2 separate regions of the Homo sapiens genome follow, and region 1 is linked to region 2. Evidence: chromatin loops called from intact Hi-C (ENCODE). Cell type or tissue: heart right ventricle. All regions are shown on one strand. Each heading gives the region's core, and the rest is flanking DNA. Links, peaks and the distances in the headings are about the cores only. Region 1 overlaps SLCO3A1 (solute carrier organic anion transporter family member 3A1). Region 2 overlaps SV2B (synaptic vesicle glycoprotein 2B).

The links. Hi-C counts contacts between places; a loop is a spot of excess contacts. Peaks named below come from ENCODE experiments on the same cell type or tissue, not always from the same donor. Only the 100,000 strongest peaks of a DNase experiment are listed, where the experiment ranks them.
Region 1: a loop joins it to region 2, with 13 times the contacts of the local background. A loop is called at or near these places in 102 of 110 quality-filtered maps.

What each region holds. Positions count from the first base shown.
Region 1 is chr15:92,081,232-92,084,147 of GRCh38, forward strand. The region is part of intron 2 of SLCO3A1 (solute carrier organic anion transporter family member 3A1); the gene reads left to right. Among named protein-coding and RNA genes, the nearest start is that of SLCO3A1, 230 kb to the left of the region's middle. RefSeq lists an enhancer at 1,116-1,165. In heart right ventricle, for the core only: CTCF peaks have their summits at 1,228 (motif pointing left) and 1,428; a DNase peak (open chromatin) is centred at 1,220; H3K27ac peaks cover 1,450 bases.
Region 2 is chr15:91,301,686-91,304,601 of GRCh38, forward strand. SV2B (synaptic vesicle glycoprotein 2B) reads left to right here. Exons shown (of 13, transcript NM_001323032.3): 13 at 1-880. Among named protein-coding and RNA genes, the nearest start is that of CRAT37, 160 kb to the right of the region's middle. In heart right ventricle, for the core only: a CTCF peak has its summit at 1,327 (motif pointing right); a DNase peak (open chromatin) is centred at 1,389.

The DNA.
Region 1 (2,916 bases), core at 252-2,751, 780 kb after region 2:
TCCCCTGCCCCCTTCCCAGCCTCTGGTAACCATCATTCTACTCTTTACCTCCCAAATGCATTTTGGGTACCAGCTATTTCTTTGGTCAGTGCTGGTACCACTAGTGGTGCTTTTTTTTTTCTTTTTCTCCTTTTTTTGAGACAGAGTCTCGCTCTATTGCCCAGGCTGGAGCGCAGTGTTGTGATCTCGGCTCACTGGTGCGATCTTGGCTCACTGCAACCTCCACCTCACAGATTCAGGCAATTCTCCCTGCTTCAGCCTGCCTAGTAGCTGGGATTACAGGTGCCCACCACCATGCCTGGCTTTTATATTTTTAGTAGAGATAAGGTTTTCACCATGTTGGCCAGGCTGGTCCCGAACTCCTGACCTCAGGCGATCTGCCCACCTCGGCCTCCCAAAGTCCTGGGATTACAGGTGTGAGCCACTGCACCCAGCCCACTGATGGTGCTTTTTAATGAGAAAGTCTGGTCAAGGGCAGCAAGGGCAGAGGCTGGTTCTAGTCCAGGATTCTCAACCTGTCTGCAGGTAGAATCACCTGGGGACTTTGGGAAAAGCCCATTGCCTAGTGTGTCTTCCAGACCAGCTTCATCACAATCTCCAGGAGTGAGACCTAGGGATTGGTGTTTTCTTTTTACAAGTTTCTGAGGTGAATCCAATGTGCAGCCCAGTTTGAGCCCCATTGATGTATCTGATCTAAGAGGTCAACAGGTGCAGTAATGTGGGGAGGGGCACATATGCTCTGGCTCTGTCATGTACTGTGTGGATTTGGTAACATTAGTGTTTGGTTTTGTTTGTAAACTTTGTGATGGAGATAATTCTATTACACAGTGTCTAACACCTAATTTGTGCTCAATAAATGGTCACCTCCTCACCGTCTCCTTCCCTGTTCACCTCCTCCTCAGACATAAGCAAGGTCAGTTATGTAATGCTGGCAGGCTGTTGGCAGCAGGCACCAGATAAATGTGTATTGCAGGTTTCCTGCTGTTTATGGATCATGTTTTATTCATGCACATATGATGCAGAATGCTCCCTCTGAGGGGAGAACTTTGAGCCTGCAGATTTAAGATGTGGCAATACATTTATATAAATTGAGGAGACGAAGGCAAGTGGGTGATGAGAAACGCAAAGCCCTGACGGAGGGTTTCACAGGCATTTAGGAAGTGGAGGCCAAGGATGTTCAAGCAGCCTGGAATTGCTCTTTTTCCTAGGTCAGCACTGCCCTCTAGTGGGGCAGAGTCACAGCCAACCCGCGTTTCCTCCTCACTCCTCCCACTTGCGAGAACCATCTAGGGTTAAAATTACTCCAAGTCCAGCCAAAGAAACAGCCTAGGGAGACCAGCCATGCACGCCCCCATTCTTGGACTCATTGTTCCTGAAACACAAAGATAATTCTAGAAAGCTTCTATTCATGCCAGATATCAGAAGATTTGCATGCATTACATATAATTCTCACTGTTCTACAAGACTGATAACCCTTCTTCCCAGACTCAGAGTTGGGAAGTGAATCTTCCAGAAATTGAGAAATGTAACCAGGATTCCAGCCTGGTAGGAATCAGCCTTGGCTGATTCTCACGCCTTCACCACTGTGCCGTGATACCTGCTCTTTCTCTAGGAACTAGGTCCCGGAGTCCTGAGTTAAAATCCACTTCCACCATGTACAAGCTGTGTGACCTTGGTGCAGCTGACTGATCTCTCTGCGCTTCTGTATTCTCATCTACAAAAAGAGTCTCATAAACTCACCTTATCAAGGCATAGTGAGAATGATTGACCTTGAATAAATCAGAAGGGGCAGAGAAAGAGCTGAAGAAAATGACTGCCTCTGGATGGTAGGAAAACTGTGTTTTCCCCCTGCTGAATGCATTACTTTTATAATCAGACGAAATGATCACTTTCCTTGTAAAGAGGTAGAAGCCGTCACCCGTGTGTACCAGCCCTGCGAGATATTATAGGAGAGACCGTTTTCTTGTTTCCTCGAAGTTGAGTCAAGCAAATCTCAAGATTCCTCTAAAGAAAACCTCAGGCTTCCCCCAAAGGGATCTCTCATTTTGTCAAGTACAGAACCCTCAGCTCTGCCCTTCTGCTGCCCAGCTAGCTTGGTGCTGTCTCTGTCACTGCTAAGAAGTCAGGACTGACTGTCATGTGAGATCTCACTGTCCTCAGGTGCCCTCCCTTCCCACGTTCAGGAAGGGATCTGAGCAGAGGTTTGAGTGCAGGGCAGCGTGACTCCTGGGTACAGTAGGTTCTCCCTTCACCACTCTCCCAAGGACAGCTGAGAAGTGCCTGGTCCTTGCAGTTCCGTTCTATCAGCACCTGAAATTCTATTGCAATAGATAATTGTATTCTTCAGAAGTATGTTCTTCAGAGAATCGTATTTGTCTCTAAGCTTTCTGTCATTAGGAGAACTGTGTTGGGATTTATTAAAAATTACTCATAAGAAATAAGCCTTGTGCATAGAAACAGACGAGAAGGGAAGATCTAAATGCATGTCAGTGTTTCTGGGTGGTGAGAGATGGTGATTTGTGCTGTCATCTTTGTAATAATGATTGCTAAAATTTATTGAGCACTTACTGTATGCCAGGCGCTGTGGAAAGCCCTTGTGAGGCACTAATCACCCAAACCTCAAAACAATCCTGCGAGGTGGGTACTGTTAACCTCACTCACAGGTGAGAGTATGGAGGGCCAGAGTAGGTAAGTACCTTTGTCAAGGTCACACAGCCAGTGACTGCAGACCCTGGCCATGCAGCTCTAGGGTCTGTGTTCTTGGCCACTGTGTTATTCTGCCTCTCTACGCTTGGTTTATCCTCAGTCATCCTTAATGAGCATGTGCTGCTTTTAAAATGAAGAAAAGGGGTTTTGTTTGTAAATTAACTTACATGGTTCCAGGAATGATAAACGCATATGAAGAAAGACAGTACA
Region 2 (2,916 bases), core at 282-2,781:
GTATTCCTTATCCCAAATGTTTGGGACCAGAAGTGTTCTGGATTTCCGGTTTTAAAAGATTTTGGGATATTGGCATTATACCTACCAGCTGAGCATCCCAAGTCTGCACATTTGATATCTAAAATACTCCAGTGAGCTTTTCCTTGGAGTACACGTTGGCGCTCAAAAAGTTTTCAATTTGGGAGCATTTCGGATTTTTGACTTTTGGATTTGGATTTGGAATGCTCAACCTGTTTTCAGAGTCAGAGCCAAGTTCTGAATGCTCATCACCTGGCATATAGTATGGTATAATCACCCCACCAAACCTCTTCCAAAAGAAGCCAGGGTCATCTGCTGCAGATGTTTCTGGGCCACTAGGCCAATATTAACCAAATTATTATAGACACCATCTTAATGTAGAGGATCCCACAAGACTGTGACCTAATAAAACCCTCATTTTCCCTATGCATTGTGACTAACACAGTATTTGATACGTAGTAGGTCTCAATAGATGATGAATAGACCGATGAATGAGCACATGAGTTGAATGGTGAGGAGCAAGTGAAGTGTCATATGTAAAAGAGTTAATTCTCAGATTGATTCAAATGCGGACTTAACACTGCAGCTGTAACTCTGGGTCCGGGTCTTGGTGGCTCCTGCTTTGCTGAGCTTTAAAACTTTAGTAACCTGATGATGGAGAGATCTGGGGGGTGCAGAGGAGGGACCTGGTTCTGGAGTGGTGATGCTGGTTGTCAGAGGGCTGAGGGTGGTGGCCTTTTGCTAACTGGTATGGAAGCATTTCGGTATTTTAACAAGTATGAAAGTAGCTATGTGAATTTGCCAAATAGAAATCTTGGAGGCCAGGTGCAGTGGTTCACACCTGTAATCCCAGCATTTTGGGAAGCCAAGGCAGGTGGATCACTTGAGGTCAGGAGTTCGAGACCAGTCTGGCCAACATCGTGAAACCCCATCTCTTCTAAAAATACAAAACTTAGCTGGGTGTGGTGGCACATGCCTGTGATCCCAGCTACTTGGGAGGCTAGGGCAGGAGCATCTCTTGAACCTGGGAGGTGGAGGTTGCAGTGAGCTGAGATGGTATGTGAGTCTTGGTTGGACACAAGAAAATGCACTCCAGCCTGGGTGACACAGTGAGACTCTGTCTCAAAAAAAAAAAAAAAAAGAAAGAAACTTTAGAAGCCACAAGAGGTCAGCTCCAGTGCAATATCCTCACCTGATGATGTTTTCCAAGCTCCTACCAAGGCTGCTGAGACACATCAGTAATTGAAAAACTTTGTGGAGTTCGGTTTCGTTTCAACCAGGTATACTTTTTTGCTTTATTCCCATATCAACACTAGAGGGCAGTAGCTACCTTGACGATGTAAACCAGGCTTCTCCAAGGTTGGTGAGCCCTCTCTCCCGCCTTTGCCAAGGGGAATGAACGGCTTTTGCGAAGCATGAGTATTGCCCCTCTGTTGTTTACGATGGGTCTGAATGTGGAGATGATTCCAGAAGGCATTTGCTGGAGGGCCTGGGATATCCTTTAACCGTTGATAATATGCTCTTATCTGAAAGATGGAAACTTTCCCATCAACTTTAGAGGAATTGTGGATTCAGCAATCATTTATTAAACATGGGGATGGGGACACCCTTCACCATCTTAGCAGACGACTGGCTTTTAACCCATGCTTATTTAATTAGGACTTCACCATTTACTGTTGCTAGTTAATTTTATATAGGCAAAAACCTCTTGGTGTCCCCTGGGAATCTGTAAGGACAATGTGCTAGGAATGAGAATTCAGAAGGGAGTGTTGGTTTGTGTATTCACAAGGTGTCTACTCAAAGATTGAACTCTTCCATACGTGGGGTGAAAGTTCCTGGCATTAACTATATTAAATAGTCACTGTCCTAGCTGAGCTCAGGGGAGCAGATGTTTTCAGCACAGGATACATGCAAAGGCAGTAAAATGTACTAGGAGAAGTTCGGTTTGGAAGCCCTGAAGTTCTTGACTCCATCCTTCACTTCTGAGATCTAGGGAAAGGCTGTGAGAGCCTGTGCTGGTTGCTTAACCTCATTTTCCTTATCTTTAAAACAGAAGCGGCAGACACAATGGCTGTAGGGTCTCTCCAAGTTTTGATTTCTACAGTAAGAACAATATCACTTGGGAATGCATATAAAGCAAGACACAGAAATAGAGTTTCCTGTATGTGAGTCTTGGTTGGTCACAAGAAAGGGAGTGCGTGCCCTGTGAGCTCTGTTTCGTTTGGAGATACTTGACAGGGTGCACCGTGCTTTGATTACTCCTCGCCAGTGCTTTCCACAGAGGGAGCGAGAGGCAGGTGATCTGCCAGTGTAATATGAAAGGCAATCTAGGCTCAAGGCTAGCTTAAAGGGAAAAGGAAAAGGAGGTATCCACAGGGAAAATGGGGTTAGTTTTATATTCAAATCTCACCTGAGATGCCAACAAAGTAATGACAGAAAACTGCATGTAGCTACATCAGTGGAGGCTAAAAGAAGATAATCAGAGATACTAGGAAGCAACCTACTGCAGGAGGAGAGAGAGGGGGGAGGGAGGGAGAGAGAGAAAGGGGAGAGAGACAGAGAAAGAGATGAAGAGAGAGAGGGAAGGAAGGACAGAGAGAAAAAAAGAGGGAGAGAGAGAAAAAGACAGAGAAAGAGATGAAGAGAGAGAGGGAAGGAAGGACAGAGAGAAAAAAAGAGGGAGAGAGAGAGAAAAAGAGAAAGTAGAGAGAGAGGGAGAGAAAGAGGAAGGGAGAAAGAGAGATGGAGAGAGAGAGAAAAAGTGAGAGAAAGAAGGAGAGAGGGAGGGAGAAGAAGGGAGAGGGAGAGAAAAAGAGAGGGAGAGAGAGAAAAGAGAAAGGGAGAAAGAGAGGGAAGGAGAGAGAGAAAAAGAGGGAGGAGGAAGGACGGGGGAGAGGC